Regions from separate parts of the Homo sapiens genome. Here region 1 is linked to region 2. A link is an interaction called in ENCODE POLR2A ChIA-PET data of the cell type or tissue named here. Cell type or tissue: PC-9. All regions are shown on one strand. Each heading gives the region's core, and the rest is flanking DNA. Links, peaks and the distances in the headings are about the cores only.

Evidence for each region. ChIA-PET counts read pairs that join two places held together with the same protein. Peaks named below come from ENCODE experiments on the same cell type or tissue, not always from the same donor. Only the 100,000 strongest peaks of a DNase experiment are listed, where the experiment ranks them.
Region 1: POLR2A ChIA-PET joins it to region 2 with 25 read pairs; 4 of 35 experiments call an interaction of 5 or more read pairs at or near these places.

Annotation. Positions count from the first base shown.
Region 1 is chr2:25,077,283-25,079,782 of GRCh38, forward strand. All of the region lies in intron 1 of EFR3B (EFR3 homolog B), which reads left to right. It also overlaps the pseudogene SUCLA2P3. Among named protein-coding and RNA genes, the nearest start is that of EFR3B, 36 kb to the left of the region's middle. In PC-9, for the core only: no CTCF peak of the experiment used is centred there; a DNase peak (open chromatin) is centred at 1,379; H3K4me3 peaks cover 405 bases; H3K27ac peaks cover 688 bases; H3K27me3 peaks cover 290 bases.
Region 2 is chr2:24,936,435-24,952,670 of GRCh38, forward strand. It overlaps DNAJC27 (DnaJ heat shock protein family (Hsp40) member C27), which reads right to left. Exons shown (of 7, transcript NM_016544.3): 6 at 14,960-15,120; 7 at 7,208-11,314. The coding sequence ends at 11,182. Among named protein-coding and RNA genes, the nearest start is that of ADCY3, 24 kb to the left of the region's middle. In PC-9, for the core only: no CTCF peak of the experiment used is centred there; no DNase peak of the experiment used is centred there.

The sequences.
Region 1 (2,500 bases), core at 1-2,500, 130 kb after region 2:
AGTTTTAAAACTTTTTTTTTTTGAGATGGAGTCTTGCTGTTGTCGCCTATGCTGGAGTGCGATGGCACGATCTCAGCTCATTGCAACCTCTGTCTCCTAGGTTGAAGCAATTCTCCTGCCTCAGCCTCCTGAGTAGCTGGGATTATAGGCACCCGCCACCACACCTGGCTAATTTTTTGTGTATTTTTAGTAGAGATGGGGTTTCACCATGTTGGCCAGGCTAGTCTTGAACTCCTGACCTCCTGATCCGCCTGCCTTGGCCTCCCAAAGTGTTGGGATTACAGGCGTGAGCCACCATGCCTGGCCGAAAGGCCTTCAGTAAGAAAGTAAGTGCTCACAATATAAGAAGAAATTCAGTTTTAACACTATCCTGTAGGATCCCAATTTTATACATATATATTTTAAAATATACATAAACATGGACACAAAAACTAGAACAAATACACTGAAATTCTAATAGTTATCTTTGAATTACGTGATTCTAAGTGATGTTCATTTTCTTTTTTCCCCCGTTTTATAAATTTATACCCATGAGCATCTATTCCTTTTAAATTCAGAAGCAAGGAAAAGGGGAAAAGAAAAGAGGGAACCTTTTTGTTTTTCTTAAAATTGTCCCCATTGGAGGGTTGTTGATTTTTTGTTTCATGGATTCACCAGTACTTACCAGCTGTCTCCACCCCTAGTGAGGCAGCTCACATCTCACCTCTTCCAGGAAGCCTTCCTAGATTCATTAAACTCAGAGATTTCTTCAGTTTTATGGACTCCTTAGTCTCATTGTGACATATCCTTGACCTTAAATGTGTGCAGGTTTTGTGTCCCCAACTACAGAGTAAGTTCCTTGATGGCAGAACCTGTCTATTTTAAACTTCTTTCTCTTCCCCACGCCACCCAGCAAGTGCCCTGCGAACTGCTGGAGTTCATTAATGTCAGTGAACACAAGTGCCTCGTGGGAGGCACTTGAATCAGATGCACCTCTCTCTCTGAACTTTGTTCCATTTCCTCCAATTCATTTGAAGCGGGTGTCCATGCCATTAGCCCTGGGTCAGATTTTATTGTAAATTGTTTAAAAAGAATTCCATTTGCTTTAGTAGGAATGATCAAGTCCAGCCCTTGTCTTTACAAGAAGATTGCAAAGCTGAGAAAATAAATACAAACTATTTTGAGCAAAAAGGCATTTTTCTTGGTGAATGCGGAGGAGGGAGTTGATGTTTATAAGAAGGAAAGGAGAGGCCAGGAGGGGAGGTGACTTCCCTGAGTCTCACGCTGTTCAAAGGCAGGTGAAGTCACACATCACGCCAGCTTCCCTCCAGCCCTGCTGGGCTCAGGATACTGTATTGAGGTCAGAAGAAAATGAGACCTAGGAATTTACAGTTTATCTTGGGAGAAGAAAAGATGAGTCACTGAAATAACTTCGCCTGAACAAGCAGTGGGAGAAGATTATATAAGGTAATACAGTGTGAAGGATGCACAGAAGTCGAGCTGGCAGAGAGTACGCTGTGCCTGTGGTCGGAGAGTGTTGTTCATGGAAGGCTTCCAGGGAGCTCAGCAGGTGTCAGGATCCGCCAGGTGTCAGGTCTGTGGCGCTGACTCTCCTGCCCCTTCAACATCTCCAGCTTGTGGCCGGTCCCTGTCACCAAAACATCCTTTCATTCACTGCCACGAGACTGCGTGGCTCCCCTAATCTGCTCTGCTTCCGACCTCCCAACCCTTCTCACTGTGGACTCTGGCTGCTAGACACAGAGTGTTCCAGGAGGCAGAGCATGAGTGAGAGGACCCCCTACAGTGGAGGAAGGACTTGAAGATGAAGCAACTGTCCCCACCTCTACTGGGGCATCCCTTGTTAAATCCTAAGTTGAATGGTTGACATTTAATGCAGCACAGGTCATGCTACCTGCTTGACCATGAAGCAAACTAAATTAAATATTTGCCTTAGAGCTACATAAAGAATGAATTGAAGTGAAGAGACTGGCCAGGTCCCCGGGACTGGGTGGCAGGTGTTCAGGAGGCTTCCAGCAAGGTGGCTGTGGCGAAGGAGAGCACAAGATGAACTTGGGAAATTGTTAGAGATATATTTTTTGGAAAGTGATGGAAGAATTAGGGGAGTTTCATGGCAGAGAAGAACATGCTATGTGACCTTGGGCAGGGCACTTAACCTCTCTGATCCTGCCTCTTTATCTGTAAAATGAGAATAATAGTATCTACTTTATGGGGTTGTTACGAGACTTATATGAAATATTTGTAAAGTGCTTGTCCTAGTGCTTAGTGCAGAGCTGGTGGTAAACCCTGGAATTTTTTTTAATTTATTTTATTTGTAGGACTCTTATCAATGAAGAACTTTGTATCCAACAATAATAAACAGACATATTGCAAGTTACATTTTGTAGGAGAAGCAAATAAGACTGGTTGCAACAAAAGAAATTAGTTACCTGCATTATAGGTTCTTTATACAAACAGTGTTCTATAAATAGAATTAAATGCAAACCAAATGTTTTTAAAAGTT
Region 2 (16,236 bases), core at 7,535-10,034:
CAAAAACTCGTCTCCAAAAAAAAATTACAAAAATTAGCTGGGTGTGGTGGTGTACACCCGTAGTCTTGGGAGGCTGAGATGGGAGGATCACTTGAGCTGGAAAGTGGAGGCTGCAGTGAGCCAAGATCACACCATTGCATTCCAGCCTGGGTGACAGAGGGAGACTCTATCTCAAAAAAAAATCTATATCTATCTCTGTATATAATTGCTTAAAAAAATAAGGGTTCAACAATGCCTGCTATTCCAAACTTTAGGAAAAGCCTAATTCACACACACACACACACACACATTTATTTATTTATTTATTTATTTATTTTTCTTTTCTGAGACGGAGTTTCACTCTTATGATCAGGCTGGAGTGAAGTGGCATGATCCCGGCTCACAAGTGGCGCAATCTTGGCTTACTGCAACCTCTGCCCCCCCAACCGGGTTCAAGCAATTCTCCTGCCTCAGCCTCCCAAGTAGCTGGGATTATAAGCACCTGTGACCACTCCTGGCTAATTTTTGTATTTTTAGTAGAGACAGGATTTTGCCATGTTGGCCAGGCTGGTTGCAAACTCCTGACCTCAGGCAATCCACCCGCCTTGGCCTCCCAAAGTGCTAGGATTACAGGTGTGAGCCACCATGCCCAGCCAATTCGCTAATATTTTAAAAATTAATTTTTATTTTTTCCTTTCCTTTTTTTGCAGGGATGGGGGGTGTTGAAGAAATCCCCCCAAAGAGTAGGTCTCTCCCAGCATCCCCACCTGTTCTTAGATTATTAAACTCTCAGTTAATGTTGCAGTGGAATTATATGCAAGAAGCCTGGGAAACCTAGTTTTTACTGGCTTTGTAAAATTTCATAAAATAATGGTCTTTCAAAAGGACCTCAGGTGTTATCTAATTAAATGGCCTCATCTAATAACGGAGGAAACCTAATCTCAGAAGGTGAATCCACTTGCCCAAGGCTACTCTATTAATGAACAGGAGAGATAAGACTCTATCCCAAGTCTTCTAATTTCAATTCTGCTGCTGCTGTGTTATGTGAGAGTAGAGTTTACGGATATGTAACTACCTTAAGTGGATTTGAAATCCCAGCCAGGGAGCACTGATTGCTATGTTAGCTTTCTGAAAAATTTCTAAGTGATTAAAAGCTTGTTTTCCCTGTAGTCTGAAATTTCTACTAATGTAAAGAAGCAGGATTTCATGACAGCCTAGAGTCACCATACTGTAAGAGGTCCCCACAAACAGCTTCAGAGTGAGCTTAAAAAAAAACTGGTGCTATGCTTAGTTTTTGGTTTTGTATAGCTTTTTAGATGACCAAAGTACACTGTAATTGACATTCATTTGGAAAACTCAAGCAATATAGACAGGATTGGACGAAAGTGAAACTATCCTAACCCCATTCCCTAAATTACACTTCCCAGGGACAAGCTTTAGAGTTTGGTGAATATAAACCACCTTTTTCTTGTGTAGTGCTAGTGAATCTAACACAAAATGCCTGACCACGTTTGGGGGCGAGGATGGGGTGGGAAACAGCCCTTTTAGAGCTTCCTGGGTTTTAACTATGACAAAAGAATGTTAGGAACATGAAAATCACTCAGAAACAAAATCCTTAGAGTGGGTCTCTCCCTGTCTCCTGCCTCATAGGTTATTTAATTCTCAGTTACTGACTTGGGTGGAGGTCCCTTTAGACATGATTTTCAAGCCATTCTGGAGGTATCAGAGGTCCTATAAGAGTTTAAAATTTCATTTAAAAAAAAAAAAGTGGCCAGGCATGACAGCTCACGCCTGTAATCTCAGCACTTTGAGAGGCCAAGGCAGGTGGATTGCTTGAGCCCAGGAGTTCGAGAGCAGCCTGGGCAACACAGGGAGACACTGTCTCTACAAAAAATAGGAAAAATTAGCCAGGTGTGGTGGCATGTGCCTGTGGTCCTAGCTACTCAAGAGGCTAAGGTAGGAGGATCACTTAGGCCCAGGAGGTGGAGGTTGCAGTGAGCCGAGATTGCACCACTGCACTCCAGCCTGGGTGACAGAGTGAGACCTTGTCTCAAAAAAAAAAATTAAAAAAAAGAAAGCAAGAAAAGAAAGAAAACATAGGCTCGGTGCGGTGGCTCACACCTGTAATCCCAGCACTTTGGGAGGCCGAGGCAGGAGGATCACGAGGTCAGGAGATCGAGACCATCCTGGCCAACATGGTGAAACCCCATCTCTACTAAAAATACAAAAATTAGCTGGGCATGGTGGTGCATGCCTGTAATCCCAGCTACTCGGGAGGCTGAGGCAGGAGAATTGCTTGAACCAGGGAGTTGGAGGTTGGAATGAGCCGAGATCGTGCTACTGCACTCCAGCCTGGCGACAGAGAGAGACTCTGTCTCAAAAAAAAAAAAAAAAAGAAAAGAAAACGTAATAAGTACATCCACCAAATTCCATATTCTAAAGCACTCATGTTAACTCTTTCTTGGTTTGGGCACACCTCAGAAAGAAGTTTCTGTCATTCCTCTGCATACATGCAGGATTTGATGAGGAAAATTATCTATGGTGGTCTTTTAAAAATATATAGACCTCTTTAGGAGAACTGCTTGAATCCAGGAGGCAGAGATTGTGGTGAGTCAAGATCGCGCCACTGCACTCCAGCCTGGGCAACAAGAGCAAAACTCCCTCTCAAAAAAAAAAAAAAATATATATATATATAGTATATATATATATATACCTCTTTATGTCCATCTAAGCAACCTGGTAAACAGGTACAATATGACTTATGAGTGGGAAGCAGAATATTTTAAAATTTGGATCCTGAGCCTGATAGTATATAGTGGGAAGCTGAGTTCTGAAAATGGGCAGTCTTGGGTTTTAATAGCTTTTTCCCCCTGCCCCCCAGGCTGGAGTGCAGTGGTGCAATCACGGCTCACTGCAGCCTTGATCTCCCGGGCTCATGTCATCCTCCCACCTCAGCCTCCTGAGTAGCTGGGACTACACGTGTGCCACCATGCCTGGCTAATTTTTGTGTTTTTTGTGGAAACAGGATTTCACCATGTTGCCCAGAGTGATCTTGAACTCCTGAGCTCAAGCAATCCGCTGTGTCTTGGCCTTCTAAAGTACTGGGATTGCAGGTGTGAGCTACCTCTCCCGGCGTGAATAGCTTCCTGTGTGGCCTCGGGCAAGGCATTTAACCCCTCTGAGCCTCGGTTTTCTCATCCATAAAATGGGGATAACAATATAAAAATAAAAGACATCCATGTTCTTAAGAGTCATTGGTTATTTCTGGAACTTCTCTTTGACTATCTTTCTTTCTTTTCTTAATTATTTCACTTTTTTTTTTTTTTTTCCCAGCTGGAATCTTGTTCTGTCACCAGGCTGGAGTGCAGTGGCACGATCTGGCTCACTGCAACCTCCGCCTCCTGGGTTCAAGCTATTCTCCTGCCTCAGCCTCCCGAGTAGCTGGGATTACAGGCATGCACCACCACACCCAGCTAATTTTTGTATTTTTAGTAGAGACGGGGTTTCACCATGTTGGCCAGGATGGTCTTGATCTCCTGACCTCACGATCCTCCTGCCTCGGCCTCCTAAAGTGCTGGGATTACAGGTGTGAGCCACCGTACCCGGCCCTCTTTGGCTATCTTTCTAAGGTTATTTAATATCTCATAATTTCTACCATCTAGCATCTTTCTAACTACCCTTCTCAAGACCTCAGTCTTCTACTCCATCTAATCAAATCTTTCTCTTCCTTTAGGCAGTCCCCAACCTCTGGGAGTCTTGTTCATTTCTTTGGAAGAGCGGCTTAGCTCTTTGCCTCACAGCACAATGTCGGAGTACCTTCCCTCATAGCTAAAATTTCATCAGGAAGCTGCATTAAACAGAGCTTCTGCCTAGCACTGCCTTCAGCACGAGGCCCAGCAAAAGCTCTTAACCCAGTTTCCTTGAATACGATTCATTTTCTTGGGCAAGGTGCTCTCCTCCACCAGCATCTGTGAGCAGGAGAGATTACCATCTTAGATCTAAACCCTGCCATCTTCCTCAGGAGGCACAACTGCCTATTCGCTTCTTCTAGAAGGGGTGAAGTTACCAATGTGAACTTACAGATTTGTCCTAATAAAATGTTGCTTTTAGCTCTTTAATATATAGGGGTCCCATGTTGGAGTTTACTAGAAATACAGGGTTTAGTCACTAAAAAAACAGTTGACAACCACCGACTTGGGGCTTTTCTGTTTGCTCCCTGCTGGTCAGAAGGGAGACAGTTTCTTCTATTTTTCCTTTTTTTTTTTTTTTTTGAGACAGAGTTTCGCTCTTGTCGCCCAGGCTGGAGTGCGTGGTGCGATCTCGGTTCACTGCAACCTCCGCATCCCGGGTTCAAGCAATTCTCCTGCCTCAGCCTCCCGAGTAGCTGGGATTACAGGCATGTACCACCACTCCCAGCTAATTTTTGTATTTTTAGTAGAGATGGGGGTTTCACCATGTCGGCCAGGCTGGTCTCGAACTCCTGACCTCAGGTGATCCACCTGCCTTGCCTCCTAAATTGCTAGGATTACAGGCATGAGCCACCGTACTTGGCCTTATTTTCCTTTTGAACCACTAAGATCCTTTCTTTCTTCAGTATTTATTCAATTAACTTTTCATTCTCTCATACTCCAAAACTAGCAGAATGTTTACATCCTGACATCTGAGGACATAAGACCTTCTCATCTTAATTTCTCTCAATCATAGCAGATTTTTACATTCTCTTCCTAATACAAATACGTTCATGAGTTACAGCTGCTGATTTTATAATTACCAACGAATTGCTTTTGGATGCAAGGAGACATTTTCTTAAAGTCACAGCATTTAGAACAGTCAACTGACCAGAATTTTAACAAGGTGGTATTATAGGTACACATTGGTTTATATAACTAAAACAACAAACTTAGATTTTAGATATTTTCCCTTAAAATGAATCCAGCTTTCAACTGCTTTAGAAGAATTTGTTAATATTTTCATTATAAATATACAAACTTGTATATAAAGAAAGCCCTAACTAAAGGTTGGAACTGTTTCCTTTAATTATTTTATTTTATTTTGAGACAGAGTCTCACTCTGTTACCCAGGTTGGAGTGCAGTGGCATGATCTCAGCTCACTGCAACCTCCGCTTCCTGGGTTCAAGCGCTTCTCTTGCCTCAGCCTCCTTAGTAGCTGGGACTACAGGTGTTCACCACCACCCCCAGGAAATTTTTGTAATTTTAGTAGAGACGGGGGTTTCGCCATGCTGGCCAGGCTGGTCTTGAACTCCTGACCTCAAGTGATTCCTGCCCCCACCTTGGCCTTTCAAAGTGCTGGGATTATAGGTGTGCGCCACTGCGCCCAGCTGGAACTATTTCCTTTAGGCCAACCTGAAAAACTGAGCTTGGCATAATGATAATGGTTGCGCTCTCAAAAAAATAAAAGCATTTAACAACCTACATGATCTTCAGTATATAGTAGCAATAAGAGTATTAATTCTGAAATTGTATATCTTGAAGATTTCTAAAAAATGCAAACTTGCTTCTTCAGAAATAAATTACAGAAAAAAAGAAACTCTTCAAAACACAAATTTTAAAAAATGACACTAGACTGTAAGCTCCACAGGGCAGGGATTTTTGTCACTTCTGTGCTCTGCTAGATCTCCAGTGCCTAGGACAGGGCCTGGCACATGGTAGATGCTCAGTAAATACATGGTGAATGTATATATATATATATATATTTGAGACGGAGTCTCGCACTGACGCCCGGGCTGGAGGGCAGTGGTGCGATCTCGGCTCACCGCAACCTCTGCCTCCCAGGTTCAAGCGATTCTCCTGCCTCAGCCTCCAGAGTAGCTGGGATTACAGGTGCCCGCCACCATGCCCAGCTAATTTTTTGTATTTTTAGTAGAGACAGGGTTTCACTATGTTGGCCAGGCTGGTCTCGAATGCCTGACCCCGTGATCCACCCACCTCGGCCTCCCAAAGCGCTGGAATTACAGGTGTGAACCACTGCACCCGGCTGGTGAATGAACACTTTAACAATAAAGTTTGATTAAAAATTTAAGAAATTACAGGTGCCCTCGATAGACAATGGATCAACTGGAAACTAAAAAGCCAGATAATTTTGCATCTTAAATTGACCCTGAAATGAACTGAGTAAGTCCAGTTCTTTTCCATTTACAACTGGTTATTGGTTTAAAAAGCAGCCAAAGACTCCAGTTGAGAAAAACTAAGTAATTGGATATATTTTAATACATAAAATGTTACACTTGTTAAATGTTACTGACCATAGCTTTCTCATCCCTGCTTATGATCCTTGTTGGCTTTTATTTTCTAACATTCTTTAGGCTGCAGGTAACAGAAAGCAAACTCCAACTAAACTGAAGCAGTAAACAAGTGGAAGGACTCCGAGGTGGCTGACGAGCTTGACAAACAAGCTCACGGGCCCTCCCTCAAGGACTAGAAGGCAAGGCTGAAAACCATCAGGACTCTGCCTCTCGCTGGATGTCTGCTTCATTCTCAATTTTTTCCCATGAGGTTGGAATCAAGGTTGTCAGCCATCACTGGGACTTCTTCCTTTCCTGAGAGAAAGTATCTTCCTAGCTTCAGTTGGAGAGATCCTAGGGAAGGACACCTATGTGACCTATTTGGGGTCACATTCCTGTCCTGTGGACTGGTGTCTGTGACCAGGGAGGAAAGATGGGAAAGAACTTGAACTTTGAGGCCGGGCGCAATGGCTCAGCAGTGGCTCACGCCTGTAATCCCAGCACTTTGGGAGGCCAAGGCAGGTGGATCACGAGGTCAGGAGATCGAGACCAGCCTGGCCAACATGGCTAAAATTACAAAAATCTACTAAAAATACAAAAATTAGCCAGGTATGGTGGCGGGCACCTGTAATCCCAGCTAATCGGGAGGCTGAGGCAGGAGAATTGCTTGAACCCAGGAGGTAGAGGTTGCAGTGAGCTGAGATCACACCACTGCACTCCAGCCTGGGTGACAAGAGTGAGACTCCATCTCAAAAAAAAAAAAAAAAAAAAAGAAAAAAGACCTTGAACATTTTGAACGTCTCCCCCTTAGACCATGTTAGTAGGATGAAGAGGACAGAGTAGCTCCCCTGAAAGAGGGGTGGGCCATTCTCAGGAATGTCTTACTGAGGGTCACAGTCGGTGAGGAACTGGATTGGCATCTAGCTTAGTATGTTTTCCATTAAAGACCAGTGTTTCCACAAATAAATGCAGCCCACAGACCGGTGTTTGATACTTGGCTTTACTTTATAAAAATACACAACTTAAATACATATGACACTCTGTTTACAAGACATAAACTGGTAGATTTAACATTTTCAGTTATTTCAACAGAAAGAAAATATGTAAATTACCTTGTAAGAGCAAAGAGTTCATTTATAGACTCTGCTTTCACAGTTAAGGGGGAAGAACGCCCAGGGGCAATCAATGCAGGAAGCTAACCAACACTGTCCAGCTCTCCAGCAAAACTCATCTTGCCAACAGGGCCTCTATTGCACCGCCTAATATTGCACTGCTCGTTAGACACCATCTCACTTATCCATGTCACCAGTGTAAGCTTTTGTCTTCTCTAGAAAAGTTTAATGGAAAAAAACGATGTACAAACAGTAAAACTGTATCTTACAATTGTGCTAAATACCAATTATGAGAAGTACGAACCTCTCTTCACTTTGCAAAGCTTGCAATGGAAAGTGGTTAGCTATATTTTGCAGCTAAGTTCATTTTCAAAAGTTTTACAAAACCTTTGATTCAGAGTAAGCTTGATGGGGTACAGTGGCAAAGGAGGTGACATTCCCATGCCTAGTGGAATTAGTTGTAAGACGCGCACTGTCACTGTCAAAGGCAACAAGCACATGGCTTACAGCTCCACCTTTCTAACTTTTGGCAAAATCCCTCCCTTCCCCTTGTGATGTTGTCATTGTTCAATGGGGCACAGCTCCTTTTTTTTTTTTTTCTTTTTTTTAAAAAACTGATTCAGAGCTTGCAGTGGCTGCTTACTTACTCTGGCTATCTTTCAGAAATTTAGCTGCCTTATCTATAGCTCATTTAACTAACAGTGAATTAGGTACTAGTTTATAGGTATAAAGAAATAGTTACTTAGTTGAGAATTCAATATATGAGAACATACTAGAGTAAGTTTCCTGAGGTAAAAGTATGCCTTAAAGAATGATGTGCAATCTATAAAACTGTAGCATTTTCTCTTGGGTAGCAACACAATGACCCCCAAGTCTGGATTTTTAAATTAACAGGCTAAGAAAACTAAGGACACATTGATATAGAGAAATAAAATAACAATGCTGAAGTCAAAGAAATATTGACAGCTGAGATATCAATTCAAAAGGAGGCATGAAGGGGAACAGAGGAACAGAAGGAGGCTGTATTTTAAAGTGCTTAGGTAGGTTAGAAGATGAATTTGAAATGCCTCCAGGGATTTCTAACAAGTTTAAAAAGTGTTACTTCTTGGTGACTCAGATGTTGAAGACATGGCTTTTCTTTAATAATAGCTATTCAAACTTTTTATTCTTTTTTGAAAAACAAGATTCTCTATAAAAACGTTTTAGCCATTGTAATTATTCTGCTAGCTGTTACTCTCACTAATGTATTTTGAAATCCTAACTGGCTGAAGAATTTTTAATAAGGTTGAACTACAAAGCACACATTTGCACCAAGAATTTAAATTAATGCATAGATGTCTGTGAAATTCTGCATGAAGTTAGTGCCAAAAAAACCTTTCCATTGCAGATCATGCTTTATTTCTTAATATTCTGCTGAAGGATTATAGAAATCAGAAAAATTCTAGGACCCTGAAGCTTAACTTGCTTATTTTATTCCTTTTACGTAAATGAAGTGGTATATGGCCATTCTTAACATTAATAATGAAGGTGTTGGAAACTGAGTCTCAAGACCTAAGAATCAAGCTCAGGCTAAATTTCACCAACTCACACATAAGGATATGAGTGGGAGCACTAATGAATTTTCTCTGCTGTAATTGCTCATCTGTGCAATACGGCTGAATGAGGTTCCCAATCTAGTATTTAATAACAGTGATGAAAACTGGCACCAGCTTTCATAGAGGGCCACACATTCAGAGTTGTCGTGTCAATTCGGGCTGACGCTACCGTGCACGATCCCTCATTCATATGACTTCTACATTCTGCTGTGAGGACAGACATGTCTGAGTGCTTTCAGCATGATAAAGGCCTTCCTTAAGCAAAATTTAGGTCCCGAAGAACTCTGGGTTGGAGTTCTGTAGCCTCAGAAGCCAGTTAAAGGCCAGAGGAAAACCTCGCAAGAAATAACATATATCAATCAGTTCATTTAAAAAGTTGTTTTGATATTACCAAGATGAAAAGTGCGATGATAAAGCAACGCTCTGGTTTCCTGAAGACAAGCTCAGTGCAGCCCAAGTACAGGCATACAGTGAAAAGCTGCTGTGTGGAAAATCCACAAGGCTGCAGTGGGCTTGGATTGGAAGAAAGTGGCTTTTCTTCTTAGGAGGTAAGGTAGATGCTCTTTGGCAATCGATATGGGATAGCTTTTTAAAATTCACAGGACAGGAAGATTTTATATACTTTCAAGCCCCAATTAGTACAGCTAATTGAAAGTATATAAAAATGTGAATTAGTGTGGTTGCAGCTAAAAGTATGAGTGATGTAACAAGAATGACGACGTAATGAGTCAAGTGGTGAGACTAGTTCTATAAGCACCGTAAGGAGTGCCAGTCCTAATACATGAACTTCATCCATCCCTTGTATATCAAGGAGGAGACTGTGGTCAGAGAATGTATTTTGTAAGCTATAGTTTAAAAATATTACTCTTCAGAAATTTGGAGCCCAAGCAGGAATTACAGAGATTCCTCCCAACAGAGGCCCTGAGATCTCCCCTGACTGCCACCCAAAGGATCCACACTTGCCTCTGATCAACCAGATTCAGGCCAAGGCTTAGAAGAGGGAGGAGGCAGTGGCCAGAAGCCAGGGACTCTAGAGGAGAGAAATGATGGCAGATGTGGGGTTCAGAAAAAACACAAGACGGGAAGGGGAAGAGGGGAAAAAAGGAAGAAACAACACTGGTGAGGAAGTGTAGAAGAGGCCAACTTTGCTGAGGAGTGGCCCTGCCTTTCTCACCTGCCTGTGGCAAAGGCTGGCAGTAAGACAAGGGCTAAGCCTCATAAGGAGTCTCTCCTACTGCATCAAGCTTGCCCCAAGCTTGGCTGGCCTTTCCTCTGCTGATGTGCATAATCTTTAAGTGCGACCTCTAAGTACCTTTTTTTTTTTTCTTTAAGAGACAAGATCTTACTATGTTGCCCAGGTGGGACTTGAGCTCCTGGGCTTAAGCAATCCTCCTGTCTCAGCCTCCTGAGTAGCTGGGACTACAGGCGGATACTACTGCAGCTGGCTCCTCCAAGTACTTCTGTCTTGGGGCCTGATTCCTCATTCCCAGGTGCACAGTGCTCTCTACTGCTACCAGCAACCATTTCTATGGCAAGGGAAAGGCCTCAGATCCAGGGACAGGATAGGCAGCAGCCAGTGTACCTAGAATTTGTGGCTGCCACCACCTTTTCTCTTAGGACTGGCTTGTCTCTCCCACTGGTGGCTGCAGAAGAGGAACAGAGTGAATATCATAAAGGAATGCTCAATTCAGAACTGTATCACCTCATTTTACAAACTCCCAAAGGGCTGCCAAGAGTCATCATTATAGATCGATGGGTTAAAATACCACCTAAGGAACTCATTGTAAAAGCAGCAACTTGTCTGTAAGGTCACACCAAACTTACAGGGGTTCTGATGTTGTTTGCTTCCATTTTTGTTATTTTCTTCTCTGATGATGAATTCCGTAAAAAAGAAAAAGTGAAAGGGTCCTCTTGTCCTCTCTTCCCTCCTCCAGGAACCTTGTGGATTTCCCCAAGTGAAATGTCTAAGTGATACTATAATTACAGAGCTGACGAATGAGAAAAAAATTCAGAATTATCTAGAAATATGAAATGAAGTACAGGGTGTGACGCTCAGTTCACTTCATACAAATGCAGGTCATTTCTCAGTAAAATGTCTATGAAATGGGTACCTGAATTACTGATATACAAATGACAACACATGAATGAAAAGAGCAGTGAGATTCTGGGAAGGAAAACTCCACGTTGGTTATTTCACCTCTAGGGAAAGTCTGTTTGCATTTGAGTCCCACATGTGGCTTTTTTCTGTACTTTCTACTTGATGTTTTTCAGGAGGGCTGTCCGAGCATTCACAACTGCTTTGAAGGCATCTTCACTGCCAGGTGCTACACATTTGTCAGGGTGAAGAAGCACAGCAAGTTTCCGATACGCTTTATTGACTTCATCCCTGGGAAAAGAAGCCAAGATCTATGTTAGTAACAGAGTCAGCCCAACCCACTGCATGTTAGCTGTTTGGACACACATAGTATCTCTTACAGTGAACATATCCTAAATTATTACCCTTTCTCAAAGGCAGGATTAAAGGACTAGAAAACAGACAACCAACCAATAAATAGTATGTAATATATAACACAAATTGAAAAAGTTATTATTGCACAATGCAAAAAGTATATAAATGCTAACAAAACACTTAGTAAAATAATAATCAGATGAAAACAGGCAGTACTTGGCACCTCACAGGCACTCAGCATATCTTTGCTGATTGAAAGAATAAGGGCTTGGGCACCAGGGAAGGCATCCAGAGTTGCCTTCTGAAAGAAGGGGTTCTGGGAGAGAACCAACAGTGGCCTGGAATGGAGCCCGAACACAGCACAGACGGGAAGCAAAACAACCCCAACACCTGGGCCTGATAAACAATCACAACAGTAGGTGTTTCATGACAAGTGTGTGCTGGGAAAACTGTTTCTTGAAGTTAGGATACAGGAGGTTGTTACATAACCCAGGCATGAGTGAGTACAAGTTTAGATTAAGGTATTTATGGAAGGAAACAAGGGAAGATAAAAGATAAAGAAAGAAATGGCAGAAGTGGATGATGAGCTGAATATCCAGGAGGAGAAGATGAAAAGAAAGGGGCTGAAATGAGCTCCAGGGTCAAGGTCACGAGGAATCTGAGGCCCAAGAAGGTGACACCACTGAGCAAGCAAGGGATGCTGGAAAGGGGTAGTCCAGAATGACAATGAGCTCACGAGACCAAAGAAGAAACACGACAGAGATCAGTATTATCCAGAGAGGAAAGGAGCAGTAGCAGTGCTTCTCCAATCCGGCGGTTCCGATAAACCAGCAGCGCTCCAGGAGAGAGCTGCAGGCTTCTGAGCTCCTCAAAGAGCCAAAACTGGCTGGGGAGGGGCCTGGACCCATCTGTCCCTGTCCCCACTGGTCATCATCCTCTGGTGTCAGGCCTCCCAGAGGGCTCTAAGTACCCAGCCACTCCCCAGTCAGATTAAGCTCTGTCTCTACCAGATGGTTTTATTTCCCACCTTCCTTTTCTAATTCAGGGTTCCAGTGATCCTATAAGCTATATGGTGCTTTACCAAATGCCCTAGCCTTTCTCCTTTATTTTTATCGAAGGATTTCTAATGTGGCTCTCCAAGTCAGATGGCCTTTGATACCTTGGCTATGATGGAAAGTTTTATGTATCAGCTTGGAGAGACTGAGGTCATAGGGTCATGTTAACAGTTCTCCAAGTCTTAGGCGTACATTCTAGGGCCTTTTCTGCTTTCTGCTCTTAGAGGGGTCCTGAATTTTCTTGTTCTAGCAAGAACCTCCTTCTTTCATAAGGATACTCTGGGGGACCTTCCTGGTGCCCTGCGTGTTGTTTTTCTACATGTGTAATTCTGATAATTCGCTAACAAGAATGACATTCTCCCTCTCTGAAGCAATTTGAATTGTAAGAATTCTTATTTGTCCCAAAGACCCCGTGTCCTTGAGGAAGGTACAGCATCCTCCCTCTTCCCCACAAGGGAGTCCTGGGAAGGGCCCTTCCAGCCACTCTGCCTCCCCAGAGAGGGTGTCCACATGGGGTCAGTAGTTACACCCGGTCCTCTGCACTAAGAGTGCCTTTCAAGATTTGCAGGTAGCGGGAGAAACTCTCAAGATGTAACAAATACATCAATTCCGTTGAAGACGAAGATTTTCTTAAAGTTCAAGAACAGTAAACACAGTTAACAGTCAACAAATACCAAAACTCTCTGTAACTTAAGAAAAAAATGTTTTAAGGCTTTTTCCCAAATGTACTTAGTGCCATATAAAATTAGTTTGCTAGGCCCAGTGGAATAAAGGTAAGAGAAGCACATGTTTCTATTGGTTAAGGATATGAAACCTATAGGGGCCTGTAAGTTCTGGTAAATTTCAATTAACCAAAGTGAATACATAAGGAGCCCTAAGTTTCTTCTTTCTTAATGAATATTGTTCTAAGTCTACTAACAAGTAGATAAAGTAATTGTTTCTTAAGTTTAGAGCCAGTATCCCTTGGAGATGACACAGAAGAATTCAGAAAGAGACTATGAAGGCCTAAAAAGAAATGTAAAATATACAGATATACAGATTCAGTGCAATCTTACTGAAACCCTACTGGCTTTTTTTTTTTTCATAAATGGAGAAGCTGATCTTAAAATATATATGGAATTACAACAGATCCTTAATAGTCAAATAATCTTGAAAAAAAATAGGAAGACTCACATTTTCGAATTTCAAAACCCACTAAAAATCTACAATAAACCAAAGAGTATAGCACTGAAAAAAAAAAAAAGATCCCGATAAACTCTGTGCCCTACACGAGGTCATCTGAATTCCCTGACAGTTTTAAAGCATCCTCAATATCACCTGGTGAATGAGTGTGCCCAATAACAGTTTTCCCCTTCCCTTCCCCGCTTTCCTTCTGGACTTGAAGATACGCTGTGAGGTCAGAATGGAGAAGAGATGTGTAGTGCTTTGGGTGCTGACATGGCAATTTCAAGACATACTTTTTTCTTTTGTGAGAATCAAGGTGAAAAAGTAGGAAGGGTGAAGTATGTGGGGGGAGTCTGGGCGCATATTGTACTACACTACAATATGTGTAGTAACGGTAGAATTAGACCGTTGAAAGTTACATAACCATAATGAATAATAATTTAATTTTTGTACAAGCAACAAAGAATAGTGATTGAATTTTTTTCTTAAATAACTCTTTTGACTAAAATAATTAACATAAATACACACACAGAGGGCTGGGTGTGGTGGCTCACGCCCGTAATCCCAGTAGTTTGGGAGGCTGAGGCAGTTGGATCACCTGAGGCCAGGAGTTCAAGACCAGCCTGGCCAACATGGCAAAACCCCATCTCTACTAAACATATAAAAATTAGCCGGGCGTGGTGGCGTGTGCCTGTAATCCCAGCTACTCAGGAGGCTGAGGCAGGAGTATTGCTTGAACCCAGGAGGCAGAGGTTTCAGTGAGCTGAGATCACGCCACTGCACTCCAGCCGGGGTGATAAGAGTGAGACTCTGTCTCAAAAATAAAAATAAAAAAAAAAAATAAACAAATACACACACAGATGAGGAACTTGCAGGGCTTTAGAGACAAAGACAGAGACAGTCAAACATACAGTGTTCCAGGGTAAGAACCAATTATACCACTAACTCCGGGGATTCTTGAACATGTTTAATCTCACTGAATCCCAGTTTTCCCACCTATAAAATGAAATGTTTGACAAGTTGATTGCCAACGTGCTTTCCTCCTCTAACATTCTATGATTGAAGAATTCTCTTTTGTTAGTTCTTTTCAAAGCTCTTCTTGTTCCAGACAGATGAAAGCAGAGCATACCATTTCATGAAGTATTTATGCACGTACACGACACAGTTTTCTCACCAGGCAACTGTGCCCTCTATTTTGTCTCTTTGGTATTCAGCTAATTCAGTGAAACTGAGTCATTCTAATATATTTTCATACATCTTCGTATTTCCAGCCAACTGGAGGAAGATATACTGCACCTATAATTTTGGTGATGGAGTCTTTCTTTATGATAGCAATCAGCACTAAGTATCCCAGAGCGCTTACCTTGAGGCCCCAGGTTTGACTCCCAGCATGTCCCAACTGTCTTTACTATTTCGAATTCTGCGAATGGCATCTGCTTGTTCTTTGGTGAAACTAGCACTGCTATTGGTGGTAGGGCGTTTCCCGCCATTTTCACATAAATCAACTATGGATATATAAAAGGTCTACAAGAAGAAAACATAACCCAGGGTAGAAATGATTTTGTGAAAATAGGAATTCCTTTTAAGCATCAACTTAAAAGACTTTTAATATATTCCAGCAACTCTTAGAAGTCATGTATAAAGCAAATACACACTTTGGAAGATTTTTTTCTTTTATACTATTTAAATATATATATTCATATATTTTAATACACAAAAAGTATAAGGAATAAAATTAAAGTGGCTAATAATCCTACTTTCAGATAACCACAATTGAAGTTAAAAAGTAACAGATGGGCAGGGCATGGTGGCTCACACCTGTAATCCCAGCATTTTGGGAGGCCGAGGCAGGCGGATTGCTTGAGCTCAGGAGTTTGAGACCAGCCTGGGCAACATGGCAAACCCACGTCTCCACACACACAAAAAATACAAAAATTACCCGAGTGTGGTGGTGCACGCCTGTAGTCTCAGATACTTGGGTGGCTGAGGTCGGAGGATGCTTGAGCCCAGGAAGTGAAGGCTGCAGTGAGCCCAGATCATGCCACTGTACTCCAGCCTGGGTGACAGAGCCAGACCCTGTCTCAAAAACAAACCAACCAACCAAAACAACAAAAGTAATGATGAACATTGTTAGAAAAATTCAAATAGTAAAGAAAAGTGTAAAATGAAAACTGTGTCTCTCTACTCCTCAAGTTCCTCTCCTGGAGGTAACCATTGTTAATTTTTTTTGAGCATCCTTCCAGAAAAATTTACCATCAGTATGCCAGTATATACACAGATCCATACTCTTTCAACATGTACTAAAGGAGATCAGACTAAACACATCTTAGCACCTTGTATTTTTTTCCACATAATGCATCCTGGAATCTTTCTATAGCTACATGTAGAGACTTTCTTTGTTCTTCTAAATGACTGTTCAGTATTGTATTGTGTAGCTGTCCCATAATTTGTGTAACCAACTCTCTATTCTTGGACAAGTCAGTTGTTTCTAGTTTTTTTGCTACTATAAACAGTGCTTCAGTAAATTTTTCTTTTGTGTATACATCTCAGTACACTTGTGGGGATACTGCTTTAGGATAAATTCCTAAAAGCAGAACTGTTGAGAAAGAGTATATGCGCATTTTAATTTTTGAGTCTGAC